Linked DNA regions of Mus musculus: regions 1 and 2 are each linked to region 3. The links are chromatin loops, found by intact Hi-C in ENCODE. Cell type or tissue: heart. All regions are shown on one strand.

Evidence for each region. A loop is a pair of places that touch in the nucleus more often than their neighbours do. Peaks named below come from ENCODE experiments on the same cell type or tissue, not always from the same donor. Only the 100,000 strongest peaks of a DNase experiment are listed, where the experiment ranks them.
Region 1: it touches region 3 in a loop (3-fold over the local background); 11 of 42 quality-filtered maps call a loop at or near these places.
Region 2: it touches region 3 in a loop (2.9-fold over the local background); 7 of 42 quality-filtered maps call a loop at or near these places.

Annotation. Positions count from the first base shown.
Region 1 is chr14:79,585,018-79,590,017 of GRCm38, reverse strand. Sugt1 (SGT1, suppressor of G2 allele of SKP1 (S. cerevisiae)) reads right to left here and starts at 2,358. Exons shown (of 13, transcript NM_026474.6): 1 at 2,152-2,358; 2 at 2,007-2,064. The coding sequence starts at 2,189. In heart, no CTCF peak of the experiment used is centred here; DNase peaks (open chromatin) are centred at 2,337 and 2,747; H3K4me3 peaks cover 2,808 bases; H3K27ac peaks cover 1,911 bases.
Region 2 is chr14:79,478,927-79,483,926 of GRCm38, reverse strand. Wbp4 (WW domain binding protein 4) reads left to right here and starts at 2,659. Exons shown (of 10, transcript NM_018765.3): 1 at 2,659-2,996; 2 at 3,482-3,554. The coding sequence starts at 2,995. Elf1 (E74-like factor 1) reads right to left here and starts at 2,733. Exons shown (of 9, transcript NM_007920.4): 1 at 2,290-2,733. It overlaps n-TEttc4 (a tRNA gene), which reads right to left and starts at 2,259; the gene lies at 2,188-2,259. In heart, CTCF peaks have their summits at 2,922 and 3,121; DNase peaks (open chromatin) are centred at 696, 1,506, 2,356 and 2,846; H3K4me3 peaks cover 4,131 bases; H3K27ac peaks cover 3,699 bases.
Region 3 is chr14:79,391,781-79,396,780 of GRCm38, reverse strand. No RefSeq gene overlaps it. Among named protein-coding and RNA genes, the nearest start is that of Mtrf1, 3.5 kb to the left of the region's middle. In heart, a CTCF peak has its summit at 2,037 (motif pointing left); no DNase peak of the experiment used is centred here.

The DNA of each region.
Region 1 (5,000 bases), 190 kb before region 3:
AAGCAGATGCACCTCAAACAGTGTAGCTCTACAAAAAGAAAAAGAGTTCCAAGATATCCACTGCACCAGGCACCCTGATGGGCATTGGAAAGAAATTGTTTGGACCTTCATTTCGAGGGAAGGACATGGAAAGTTCTAGTAGGAGAGTGACATGATCCAACTGTCATGCTGGCTACTGTACCATGAACAGAGTAAAACCAAGCAGGACCAGAAACAATGTCAGTCGTCGTCCCCAACCCCACCCCACCCCCAAGCCCGCCAAGAAATCCCTTTCCCCAGTCTGAAATAGTTCCTATGTGCTAAGTTTTCCCCTCATCTCTGGCAAAAGGGATACATTAACATATCTCTGTGGTTCTCATTGGCGTGTCAAGGTCAATGGTAGCCTCCACACTTCCTTATTCCATACTCACAAGTCCCCCACCCCCTAACCCAGCCCACAGGCCCAGGTATGGCTTCCATATAACCCAGAAGATCTTACACACACACACACACACACACACACACACACACACACACGTATACCCCCCTACATCCCCCCACCCCGCATCTTGCTGCTCTCCTCAGAGACAGCCTTGGCAGTTTAAAATAAACTTCTTACCCTTGTACCCATGCTTCATTGGTACCCATTTTCATTCAAATAGAAGAAACTAGTAAAGTCCAGAATGTGAGGTAGCCAAGGGGCTGTAGAGAATTGCATGGAACACATTAGAAGGGGCAGCATCTGCCAATTATTAGGGCTTTGGGGGCAGCCTAGATCTGTAGCCAGCACTCAATAACCTTTTAATAATTATTCATTTCCTTCTCCTTTTTCAGTCCTTCCCCCTACTCTCAATTCGGGTTTTAATTTCCTTTGGCAGAAAATATAAAGATACTTGCGTCTGTAGCCCTAATCTCAAAGTCACTAATGCCTTGATTTTTGTTGTTTTGTTTCTTTTGAGACAGGGTTTCTCTGTGTAATTCTGGCCATACTGGAACTCTCATGGTAGACCAGGTGGGCCTCAAACTCAAGAGATCCACCTGCTTCTGCCGCCCAAGCACTGGGATTAAAGGTGTGCGCCAACACCAGCAGGCTCTCTAATACCGCGCTATCAAACCTCATGATCACTCTGTAGACCTAAGAATACAAAGCGGAGCTTGTAACATTAAAACAACAATGTAGCTATCCTAGTCTGCTAGTCTCTACAAAAGTGATTTCTCTAAGGCTCAAAACATAAAAATGTTTCCTTTTTTCCAGCGGGGGAGCTCTGAAGTGTCGGGAAGAATTTCACACATCCCAGGCTAGCCTCAACTCACAAAGTAGCTGAGGATGACCTTGAATTTCTGACCCTAGGGCATTCACCGCCTGAGTACCAGGATTACAGGCCTGTACCACCATACTTGACATGTGCCGATAACTCTCTGGAGTCCAGCCAGCGCTCCTAAGAAACATCCGTACAAAGCTAGTTTGTTCTAGACTTCACCTGAAATGGCCCAAAAGCAAATCATATAATACTAAAATGTAGGCAGGGTTTATTTACTGATACATCCCAAGAACTCGCAGGATCCAAAGTTTAAGGCCAGCCTAGATAAAAAGCGCGGTTTTATAAACAACTGTATAAAGAACAACCACAGTCATCTGTAAAGTGGAAGGCACAGAGGGAAAATGTTCTTTAGTAAATTTAATTAAGGACACTTAACAGTACCTGACATATAAGGGCAAACATAACTGTTAAAGTAAAAAATTGATACATCAAGCCCTATTTTCGCCTTTTCCTTGATCATAAATGCCATTATAAGTGCAACCACAGACAGTAACTATGTTTCCAAGAAATAAATGGGAGGGAGGTGCCCTCATCGGGAGCTTGTGGAGAGGAAGGGCAAGATCTATGGCAAAGGTATTAAGGAGACAAAGAGATTAAGTATCTTAATTTTGGGACTTAGATACATTGTAGCTTTGCTCCCACGAAGGTAATGCCGGGAAGAGGAGGGGTCTGTAGGGACCCAACAGTCCCAGTGAGCTCACTCACCTCTAATGCTGCCTGGGGATCCCCGTCGATCAGAGCATCTGAGAAGCTCTGGAAAAGCCTGCCAAGAAAACAACGACTTCAGCAGGTCTCTCTAATCAAGGAAAGAATAGAAAGACAAACAGCAAAGGTGAAGAAAATCACGCACCGCTGGGACGATGCAGGTCCTGCTGCAGCTGCCGCCATCCCTAGGAGTCAAGAAAGCTTCTGCCTGAGCGTTTCTACCTTGGTTACCAGCTCCGCCGCCGCCCAGGAAGGGAAAACTTCTAAAGAAACCCCAACTGAGCTTCCGTCCTCCGTAGCCAATCAGCGGTCGCGCAGCATGCAGCCGCGGAAAAGGAGGCGAAGGGTGGGCAGGTAGGCGCGGGGCCGGCTGGGAAAGAGGAGGAAACGCTCTCCGGCCCCGCCCCTACCCGTGACGCAGCCAAGCCCCCGCCCCGAGGGCGTGGCCGTGAGTCCCGCGCCCCGCCGTACGCCCGTGGGGGATCCGGCATGGCTTGTAAGCTTTGAAATATTGTCTCGGAGCCCACTGTAAGGTACTGGGGATCCGTCGGGAGGTAGTTCTGGCTTCGCTAAGGAGTGTCACGTTAAGCTCCGTTTACTCCGGTTTTCATCATGGCTACCGCCGGCGGCCAAGTTGTGCGTGACGTCACTCGTGGCAGCCAGGTCTTTTCCGGCAGCAGAGCCCGGGATGGCGCATCAGTTCGCATGACTCTCTCCGTGGAGAACCCGGACGGCCTGGCTCGCCGGAAGTCACGTTACCGGCATGGAGGACGGAGTTTTCCGGAGGGCCTGCCAGATGCCAGAGCTCCACACCCCAAGCTTCCTTCCTAAGTCGGCTTTCCAAACCAAGAAAAGCCTGTTTCACAAGCACCGCGTGGATGAAAGTGACCTATAGCTAATGGTCTTATTGCTGCTTTGTGTTCTAAGTAACCAGTAAGCCCCCCGTCCCCCGCCGTCCTTAGAGCCAAACATCACACTAGGAAGTTTCCTGCGAATTCTTTGAAACTGAGTGGTAAGGGGCAACAGGAGGGAGTGGCAGTTATAGGTTCACCAAACTTGATTTAAAAGCTCTTGATAACGCTCAGTAACTCGTTTTACCAAGTCTGTTTTAGTAGGTGAAATGATTGAAGTGGTCGTTGGCTTCCTCAAACAAGATATATATAAGACCTCAGTCTGGAAACATGACAGTCCACGAAGAAAAAGAAATTACAGTTCAGGCATTTGTGTACATATCCCCACTGTTAAACTCGCCCACTTTTCTGAGTTCTAACTTTAAAAGACCTAAGTTTTGTCTTCCCCACTTTTCTAGCACGTTTTCCATACTGGCCAAACGCCTAGTTGTGCTTGCTAGCTATCGTGGGTATTATAATTTTTTGTTACAACCTCAACCTACCAATCAATCACCCCTTGCAGATGCAAAAAATAACGGTGGGAGGACGTTTGAAAATACAGAGAAACTTGAGCCCATATTCAAGATGGAGAAACGGAGGTTACAAAGATTTAAGTATGTATGGGGTCATCAAGAGATGGAAGTGTGGAATACTACAAAGTTTAAAGTGTAACACATTTGCCACCTGTAGGTATATCCCATCTGTATTGTAAATGGGTTGTTTGAAGGGGGGGGGGGGTCGAGCCGGGGCGGGGAAGGGCTGATAGAAGATAACAGGTCCCAGAAAGGAATCTGAATCCACTTGTGGGAAAGGAGAAGTAGGTGGGAGAGACACTTGAGGCAGACCAGGGCCAGCTGGCCACTAAACTCAAAGAGGTGCAGGTTTCAGGTTTTAGTAAGTACTGAGAAGATCAAATTAGCTCAACTAAACTGAAGCTAAGCAGATCTGTAAGGGAAGGTAGAGAGCATCGTTTTGGATCTTTCCATTCAAGGTTGTTTTCCGTTTCTGTGAACCCTGCAGAAACTAGACTGTAAAAGAACAGATGCATAACGATGAGGAGTGTCTTCTGCATAATGTCTTTAAAGGAAATGTTAGTTTTGTTCCGTTTGCAGTTCTTTGCATGGCTGGGTGTGACTTCCTTCTTGGATGCATTTATTGCAGACACCTTGTGCCAGTTGGCATCTCTTAATATCGTCTGAAACAAGTTTTCACACAGATCAATTTATAATCATTTCTTTTTTAAAAATATTTTTATTACGTATTTTCCTCAGTTACATTTCCAATGCTATCCCAAAAGTCCCCCATACCCTCCCCCCCACTCCCCTACACACCCATTCCCACTTTTTGGCCCTGGCGTTCCCCTGTACTGGGGCATATAAAGTTTGCGTGTCCAATGGGCCTCTCTTTCCAGTGATGGCCAACTAGACCATCTTTTGATACATATGGAGCTAGAGTCAAGAGCTCTGGGGTACTGGTTAGTTCATAATGTTGTTGCACCTACAGGGTTGCAGATCTCTTTAGCTCCTTGGATACTTTCTCTAGCTCCTCCATTGGGGGCCCTGTGATCCATCCAATAGCTGACTGTGAGCATCCACTTATGTGTTTGCTAGGCCCCGGCCTAGTCTCACAAGAGACAGCTATATCAGGGTCCTTTCAGCAAACGCTTGCTAGTGTATGCAATGGTGTCAGCGTTTGGAGGCTAATTATGGGATGGATCCCTGGATATGGCAGTCTCTAGATGGTCCATCCTTTTGTCTCAGCTCCAAACTTTGTCCTGTAACTCCTTCCATGGGTGATTGTTTCCAATTCTAAGAAGGGGCAAAGTGTCCACACTTTGGTCTTCGTTCTTCTTCAGTTTATAATCATTTCTTTTGTGCCATGTGTAAGACTCTCTCTACTCAAAGGCTCTTGAAACATTTCTTTTAGATCGCTCACTTTCCACATTTAAGTCTATTGTTTACTCTGACAACTTTTTTGAAAGTATAACAAGGGATAAAAGTCCATTATTTTATTCTCCATACAGATACCAACTAACCCAACCCCACTTACTGAAAAAAAAAAATCATTTCCCCTTAAACTTGATGGCAACTTCATTGCTTTATTC
Region 2 (5,000 bases), 87 kb before region 3:
AGGTGCAGGGCAAACACTCTCTATTCTTGCCCTTCCCTGAGCCAAATCTCCACCCCACCTCTAGGAACAATTGTGTGTAACTCGGACCCTGCCTGCCTGTTCCCCACCTGGCCCAGAGCTAGACAGAGGACATCTTGGGGAGGAATGCTCTCACCGTACCACTGTCCTAAACTCACCCCAAACATGCAGTATGCCCACCGGCGATCACTTACTCTTCCATCTATGATAACACAGGCTTTATTCAGCACCGGTCAAATACTTGCAAAAATTAAACAAAGCAGGGATAGGAGTCCTTTCTTCCAAATCTAGAACAAAGTGCCTGGTTCTAACCTATCTACACTCTGTGGAGAATGTGCTGCTCTGGAGAACCTAGGCGGCTGCTCGAGAGGTTCGAAGCATTTGTTGCTCCTGCGGAAATGAAGGCTTGATTCCCCAGCACCCAAATAGGGAGGCCCACAACCACCCATTGCTCCAATTTCCAGGATCTGGCCTGTTCTGACCTCCCTGGGCACCAGGCACACAGGTGGCACACAGGAAGGCAAACATTCATAAACATAAGGAATTGTAATTAACTTAAAAAAAAAAATCGAGTCTGGTGCCATAAGCCTGTGACCTGAGCACTGAAGAGGCAGGAGGTGCAAGAGCAAAGGAGATCTTCATCACCGCAGAGACTTTGAGGCTACCCTGGGGTACGTGAGACTGAGATGAGGTCTGAACAGACTCACCTTACCCTCAGGCCCACTGCTGAGAGGCAGAAGCAGGAGGACCATAAACCTCAGCAGCTCCGGCTCCTAGTGAGTTCTAGGCTATCTCGAGCCACACGGAGAAACTATCGTAGTAATATAATGATGGTGACACGCTTACGGCTCTAAAGCTAGAAGACACCACTACACTCAGGTCAAAGACCTTCGCACGATCCCATAGCTAAGGACTGGAGGCCAAAGGGATTCTATCCAGCCACTACCCACCTACCTAAAGCGCCTGCTGTTCAGCAGGCACCTCAAAACATCTGGAGGTGGGGGGTGGGGAACCTGACATGCATAAGGACTTGTGTTAATGTTTTAAATATTCGCTAAAGGAGTTTTCTAGGTTTAATTTTTACGAGGAAAGGCTCATTAATCCCTAATCGCATAGATCACATTAACAGCTATTTTCAAACTCAGCTGTGCCAGTTAAGGCTATAAAATATTGTTGGGAACACACAAACAACCAAAACTTCTGCTCAGTAATGGTTTTGACCAGAAACTCATCCGCCGGAGTCAGTTTTTCCTTATTTGTGCCCAAAGGCCCAACAGACTAAACATTACAGCTGCCCCAATTTTCTAATTTCAACTTGCATTTATGATAACGCTTTTGTTTCGTGTACGGCGCTCAGGCTGCTGACACAGCTGGGCCGCTTCTTTGTAATAAACACAGGGCTTCTATATTTAAAAGTACAGTGCAACTTTGTTGTAACATCCCCTCCCCAGTCTCCGGGCTAATTTTCTGTCTTCCAAGCTCCACCTCCATCCCATGATTTTTTTTTTTTTTTAAATCAGTGACGCTCCAAACAGCCTCCGGGAAAGCCGGCTCTGTTCTTTCAAGACATCTCATCCCAGTGGTATTTTTCTTCTCCGCAGTTTGCCGTGTGTTTGAAGAGGAAAGGGGAGTTAGAAGGAAAATAAGAGACATTCTGCAAAAGCCTTGAGGCGAGGGTTGCTGGGGGGGGGGGGGAGCGGTGGACCGGGCTCGGGTGCACGCGGCGGGGGTCCTAGAGCCCAGCCGGCGACAAGGGATCGGCGGGGGTCTGGCGATAGGGAGCAGCGGGGTGGTCTCCAGCCGCTGTTGACAGTAACTGGAGCGCAGCGGGCACGCCCCGGCCCGCCGAGTAGGAAGGGGGCGGCGGAGCAGGGTGTGGGCCGAGGGGGCACCCGGGCGGGGGGAGATAAGGCGAGGCCCAAGTTAATCATCACCTCCCGAGCGCCTGGAAAAGTACGGGCTGAGGGCGGGGTACAGCCGCGGGGAAAGCGAAACTCCTCTCGCAGCGGGCCCGAGAGCGGCCGCCGCGCTCCTCCGGCCTCCGAGAGCCAAGCTCCCATCCACGGGAGCAACTACACTGCCTGCTCCCAAACTCACCCCGAACACGGCTGCAGAAGTCAGCCAGAGCCACTAAGCAAGTAAACTCAACTAGAGCAAAAAGTGACACTGTTCCCATACCGGGAGTCGAACCCGGGCCGCCTGGGTGAAAACCAGGAATCCTAACCGCTAGACCATATGGGAAGTGCTGCTACAAGCACTGCTGTGACCCACCTGACTAGCGTCAGCGCCGCTACCACTCAGCCACTCTGCTGCAACTCGCGCCGCCGAAGCCGCCCCCGCGGCCGCTGCCCCACGCGCGGGCACGAGCCCGGCGGAGCGCGCGGGCGTGGCGGGGGGGAGGAGCGGGGCCGGTGCGCGCCCCTGGAAAGTTCTGAGCCGAAGCCGGGCGCCCCGTGCGCTCCCGGAACGGGCGGCTGCGCCTTTCTTTCTCAGCCGTCAGGTCCCGGGCTGCTCCCCGGTCACAGAGCGGGCGGGCAAGCCGGCAAAGCCGAGGGCGGCGCCGGCTGTGGGAACGGCGGCGTGCGGCCGGGGCTGGGGGGAGGCGATCGAGCCTCTCGGCTGCGAGCCAGCTCGGGAGTGGAGGTTCTGGATCCCGGGAGGCGTGAGGACCGCGGGATGGAGCCTGGGTCGGACGCTCGGGGCCCGCGGCTCCGGTCCCGTCGCGCTTTCGTCCCTTCTGGGTGACCTCAACCCCTTTATACCGACCCCACCTCTCAGGCGCCGCGAGTACCGCCCCGTGGGGGAGGGGAAGAGGCGGTGACAACCGCGCGCGCGGGTTGGGCCGTCGCGGCCGCCGTAGTCCACCCGTGGAAACGCCGTACCCGGGGGGGACGCCGAGACCGAGAGGTCCTGGCTTGAGCCACCGGCGGACATCAGTGAGCGGGATCGCGGGCTGCCCGCGGAGCTGCCGCCGTCATGTGAGTCGGGTCGGGTCGGGTCGGGCTTGCGCCGCCAGGCGCCCGCGAGTGGCCTCCTCCCGCCCCTCCGCTCGCCCGGGGCCGCCCGACCTGCGGGGCCGGTTCTCTCGGAGACGCGGCCGCCCTCTAGGCAGGAGCCGGGGACTCGGGTGCCGCCCCCGCCCGCCCGCCGGGGCCCGGGCCCGGGGCCGGGGTGGCGCTGCGGCCTCAGACGTCCAGGGGCTTTTCCCAGCCTCGCGTCCCCAGAACGAATGAATTAGCTAGAAGGGCACGGGAAAGAGAAATACTTTGAGACTTCTTCATCTCGGTGCAGTGTGATTTACCTTCACCGGAGAGCAGTTTTCCACGGACTTTAGCTTTACATAAATAATACAACTGCTTTGCTAAGACAGAAGTCCGAAAACAGCCTTATATCCCATTTTTTAACAACTGTAAAAATTCCTTTCAATTTTTGGATAAGCTTAGAGTTGTTTTTATCTTTTCAGGGCCGACTACTGGAAGTCACAACCAAAGAAATTCTGTGATTACTGCAAGTGCTGGATAGCAGACAATAGGCCTGTATGAAATTTTTATTAAAATATTCACGTGATGTGTTGTTTTTTTGACTTTAGTGTGTATAAGCCACTTTCGTGTATAGTGCTCTTTATTCTTCAAAACCTAAAAAGGTTTCTTTTGTTTGATTCCTCTTATGAAAGCTATAGCCTTCTCCTTTTCATCAATCTGACTTTGATTTTAAGGCCAAATTATTTCTGGGGACTTTGAGGAAATGGACAGTGAGTGGGATAATCTTGTTTATGGAATACCTGCCCCTTAAAAAGGAATATTGTAGTTTTTCCTGTTCTCCACAGGAAGGAGAACAGCATTATTCCCTGGTGAGATACAAAGGGAGCAGCTGTAATATACCTTATGCTGAAAGCCTTGAGCCCACTATTTTTGCAAGGGGGTTGGGGGCGGTGATTTTTCAAGACAGGGTTTCCAGACAGCAACTCACTCTGTAGACCAGGCTAGCCCGCAGCCCACAGAGATCTACTTGGCTTTGCTTCCCAAGTGCTGGCAAAAAAGGTGTGTACCATGGCTAGACTCCTAGATCCAACTTTTTGTTTGTTTGTTTGTTTTTTTGTTTTTCAAGACAGGGTTTCTCTGTATAGCCCTGGCTGTCCTGAAACTCAGGCTATTGTAGACCAGGCTGACCTCGCGGAGTGCTGGGATTAAAGGTGTGCACCACCACTTAGATCCAACTTTTAAAGCATAAAGTAAGACGTCAGCTGGCTTTCTTCCCTCTTAGACATTCTACAATCAGACAAGCTACTGTATCAAAAGCTGTGGGCTATGGGGACTGGAGAGATGGCTTCACAGTCAGTAACAACTCCTGCTCTTGCAGAGGGTTGAGGTTCAGTTCCCAGTACCCACATGGCAGTTCGACACTACCTGTAACTCCAGTTTCAGGGTGTCCGACAGCCTCTTCTGACCTCCATTAGCGGCTATGCTCATGTCCTTACACACTCACAGGGGCGTAGACCCAGAAAATACGTTTTGAAAAACTACAGGGTCAGCAAGGGCAGAGGTGGTTCCCATCTTTAATCCCAGTATCCAGAGGCTATTAAGCAGATCTCCGAGCTCAAGGGCCGCTTGTTCTACAGAGTGAGTTCAAGGACAGCCAGATCTACGCAGAGAGATCCTGTCTTGAAAAAGCAAACCCTATAGTGTCTTGCATATACATAACGTATTACTTGGCAGAACTATTGTACACCACGGAATGATGCCATATTTTGTGCTACAGTCTGCCATTACACACTACTAAATCATCTTAGGCTTTGAGAGGAGTTTTGCTCTTCCCTTTGGCTTTGCTAGTAGGTGCTAAAGATTGTGCATATTTTATTTGGCTTAGGCTAATCCCTACCAAAACTGCCATGAGATTTTAAAACCACATAAATTGAAAAAAATATCCCAGGAGGTACCTATGCAATAAAATAACTTTAATGAGTTATGAAAATAAATTATCTT
Region 3 (5,000 bases):
CAAAAACAAACACAAATAGGGAGGGGTGAGTAAAAATGGTGGAAAGAGAGAAAAAGATAGAAACCAACATACAACAAAATAATATTTAACATTTACTAGTATGCACTTCAAGGTAGTTACTTCTGCCTACTATATACTAGTCACTAGTTTGAATGCTTTAAACCTATTAGTTCATATAGTTCCATAATACTCTTTTTCTTTTTTCGAGACAGGGTTTCTCTGTGTAGCCCTGGCTGTCCTGGAACTCACTTTGTAGACCAGGCTGACCTCAAACGCAGAAATCTGCCTGTCCCTGCCTCCCAAGTGCTGGGATTAAAGGCATGTACCACCACGCCCGGCTCTATAATGATCTTAAAAACCCATTTGCAGAAGAGAAAACTAAAGCATAATGCATCTAAGGAGGCAAGCATGATGGCTCACACCTGAAATCCGACCACACAGGAGCTGAGATAGGAGGCTAGTGGCCATCTTGGGCTACAGAGTACCAGACCTACCTGGGCAATGGTGAGTTCCTGTCTCTAAAGACTCAAGCCCACTTGAATACATAAAAAACTTAAGAATTCCTGCCAGGAATTGTGAGGCAGGTCACATTTGAGAAGTAGAGGCAGGAGACTCAGAAGTCTATATAGTTAGCTTAAGGCCACTACAAAATGTGTCTCTCAAAAAAACAAAATTAGGGGCTGGAGACATGGCTCACATGTTGAGAGCACTTACTGGTCTTCCAGGGGACCTGAGTTCAGTTCCCAGGACCCGCAGTAGGTCGTTTACAACGGCATCTAAGCCCAGCTCCAGAGGATCCAATGTCTTGTGCCTCCATAAGCATCCATACACACATGCACACATCCACACAGACACACACACACAATTCAAAAATAATAAAAATATTAATTTTAGTGTGTTTGCACACTCAAATGGAAGTCAGAGAAAAACCTGTGAGAGTCAGTTAGAAAAATTGCCATACAAAACAGACATGTAAGCAGAAAGTAGCCACCTATAAGCTAACAGGCAAAACTCACCTTGTTGTTTAAGATGAGGACTTCCTGGTCTCCAAACCACGAGGAATTTGAACCACCAGCCTATGGTATTTTGTTATGAAAGCTTGACTAGACTGATGAATATGTAGAACAACTTTTTTTTTAAGATTTATTTATTAGATGTACCTACATTGTCACTGTCTTCAGACACTCCAAAAGAGGGCATCAGATCCCATTACAGATGTTTGTGAGCCACCATGTGGTTGCTGGGATTTGAACTCAGGACCTCTGGAAGAGCAGTCAGTGCTCTTAACCACTGAGCCATCTCTCCAGCCCTATGTAGAACATTTTTAAAATATAAATTAATCTTTATGTACTTTGTGCTATCTCTCAATATAAAAAGAATTCTGAAGCTAAGTTATATTTAGTTTTAAGTACGGTGCTTTATTTGCCAACATTTTAAACAAAGAAAACAATGTAGCATGTGCATGATAATTAATGCAGAAAGAGACTTTTTAAAAAAGATTTCTTTATTGTTATAAATAAGTACACTGTAGCTGTCTTCAGACACACCAGAAGAGGGTGTCAGATCTTATTATGGGTGGTTGTGAGCCATCATGTGGTTGCTGGGATTTGAACTCAGGACCTTTGGAAGAGCAGTCAGTGCTCTTACCCACTAAGCCATCTCGCCAGCCCCAGAAAGAGATCTTAACACAATGTAATTGAAAAGGCATATTTATTTAGTTGATATTTGAGATAGAGTCTCACGTAGCCCATGCTGTCCCTAAACTTGCTAGTATAGTCAAGAATGGCCTTGAACTTCTGTTCCTCCTGCATTTATCCACCAAAGATCTGGGTTTACAAACAAGCATCCCAACTCAGCTTGAAAGAGGATGTTTAAAGCTTAGCAAACCATTCTCTATCAACTATGTTGGGGCTGGAGGGATGGATCAGTACTTTTGAGCACTTGATGCTCTTACAGAAAATGGACTGCAGCCCTAGCACCTATATGATGCCTCACATCATCTATAACCCCAGTTCCAGGGAATCTGGTGCCCTCTTCTGTCTTCCATGGGCACTGCACATACTTTTTAAAAAATGTGTTAGGTTAGAGATGACTCAGAGGTTAAGAGCACTTCCAAAGGTCCTGAGTTCAATTTCTGGCAATCACATGGTGGCTCACAACCATCTGTAATAGGATCTGATACCCTCTTCTGGTATGTCTGAAGACAGCTGCAATGTACTCATATAAATAAAATAAATCTTTTTTTTTTTTAAATGTGTTACAAGGTGTGGTGGTACATGCCTTTTATCCCAGCACCTGGGAGGCAGAGGCAGGTGGATCTCAGTGAGTTTGAGGGCAGCCTAGTCTACAGAGTGAGTTCCAGGACAGCTAGGGCTATATGGAGAAACCCTGTCTCTAAAAACAAACAAACAAACAAAAACAAAAACAAAAATACCAAACCACTACCACCAATAACCACAACAAAACCCTCAAACAAACAAATAACCCAAAACTTCAAACAAAACAAAAAAGGAAATAATTTCTTCATAGTTGTCAAAGTTTCAGTTCCTGGACATCTTGCGTTGGGACCTTTGGCAAGGCAGAACACGGTGTTAAGTCTGTTTACCTTATAAGAACTGGGAAACAAAGTGGTGAGGGGAGGTGCCAGCATTCTAGTATCTCTCCTTCTAGAATATACCCCTCTGAGGGTGAGTCTATGTTGGGGAGGATGGATGCAGATAGGCAGGCACAGGGATGGAGCAGTAGCTGAGAGTTTACTTACATGTTGAGACAATAATTAGAGATGGAGTGGGAGCTAACTGGGAATGATGTGGTATTTTGAAACCTCAAAGCCTCTTCCCCTTACCCCCAGCGACAGTAACACACCTCCTCCAACAAGACCACATCTCCTAATCCTTCCCCAACAGTTCCATCAGCTGGGACCAAGCATTCCAATACGTGAGTTCACAGAAGTAGTTTCATTCAAACCACCACAGCCTTCAATCGCATGGTTATATGGGTTGTGGGAATAACAGCAAACTCCTAGATTTTACTGTGTCAGCTAGTTATATAAAAGAGGTATGTGGTTGTACTGTTATTTTACTTAATGCATGATTCTAAAGGAGGCACAGCCTGTCTAAAGTGCCAGGAAGGGATGTTTAGCTAGAAATCCCAGGTGCTTCCAATCAGAATTTGGCTTTCTTTCTGAGAAACACTGCATTTTGATTTGCATAGCACTTCTCTTTTAGCTTTGGCTTTGAAATGACTAAGCATTACATTCATATAACCCTGCTGTACAGCAGATCACAACGATGTTATAACTCCATTTCCTGTTGAAAGGTAGAAATAACTTTTGTTCCAGACAAAACAGGAAGGCAGTAATAAAATGACAGCTGCTGGCTCATTTAGGCTTTCTGTTTGTGCAGACATTATATCTGTTATACAGTCTAAGGTTTGGGCTTGGAATTGCCACAGCACAGATAGTGGAGGTTTTGTTTTGTTTTAAGATTTATTTATTTATTTTATGCATGTGAGTACACCACCATTGCTCTTTTCAGACACACCAGAAAGAGGGCACCAGACCCCAATACAGACATTTTTTTGTTTGTTTGTTTTTTTTTGAGACAGGGTTTCTCTGTATAGCTCTGGCTGTCCTGGAACTCACTTTGTAGACCAGGCTGGCCTCGAACTCAGAAATTCGCCTGCCTCTGCCTCCCAAGTGCTGGGATTAAAGGCATGTGTCACCACGCCCGGCTCATTACAGACATTTATGAGCCACCATGTGGTTGCTGGAATTTGAACTCAGGTCCCCTGGAAGAGGAGCCAGTGCTTTTAACCACTGAGCCATCTCTCCAGCCCTGTGGAGGTTTTTTATTTTGTTTTGTTTTGAATTCTTGCTCTCCTGTTTTACCCCACCATAGCCTAGACAACTAAGGTATGCGTATATATGTACATGTGTACAAGTGGGTGTACCTGTGTGTACATGTGTGTGGAGGTCAGAGAGCAACCTTAAGTGTAAATAAGTCAGGAGCTGTCCACCTTGGTTTTTGAGACAGGGTCTTTTACTAGGACAGAGCTCACCAGATAGCCTGGAGGATTTGTTCTCAACTTTCCAGACTGAAACTACAAGTGTGTGCCACCATGTATTTTTTTTTTCTTTTTAAAAAAGATTTATTTTATTTTTAATTGTAGTGTGTGTGGGGAGAGAGAGAGAGAGAGAGAGAGAGAGAGAGAGAGAGGAGAGAGGAGAGAGAGAGAGAATGCACAGAGGCTAGGAGTAATCATTAGGTCCTCTGGGTATAGAGGGGGTTGTCAAGTGCTGGGAACTCTGGAAGAGCTAGAATATTTGACTGAGTCTACTCTTCAGCACTGCTGGCTTCTTTTTCTTCTTTAAAAACAAACAAACAAACAAACAAACAAACAACCCAAACAAATGAACAAAAAAAAAACTCAAGAAACAAAAATGTTGTTTCAGGCCAAGCATCCGTGGCACATGCCTTTAATCCCAGCACTTGGGAGGCAGAGGCAGGCAGATCTCTAAAAGTTTGGGTCCAGCCTGGTCTACAGAGCAATTTTCAGGACAGCCAAGGCTAGACAGAGAAACCCTCTCTCAAGACAAAACAAAACAAAACAAAACAAAAGAAGATCAAACCCTCTCAAACATAGGGGACGGAGTGGGGGGCATAGGATGAAGTTCACCTGAAAGCAAACATTGCATCTGTCAATGTGGTGTCTTATGTAGAATTATTACCTATAGTTATCTCTGGCAAGTGATTGACACGGGCAACCCTATCTTGAGTCACCTTCCATGTTAGACAGTGGTGGCGCACGCCTTTGATCCCAGCTTTAGGGAGGCAGAGGTAGGCAGATTTCTGAGTTTGAGGTTAGCCTGGTCTACAGAGTGAGTTCCAGGACAGCGAAGGGTACACAGAGAAACCCTGTCTCTGAAAAACAAAACAAGCAAAAGGGTTCTGGAGAATGAACTTTATAGGATGTGCCATTTCCCGATTCCTGTAGCTTCT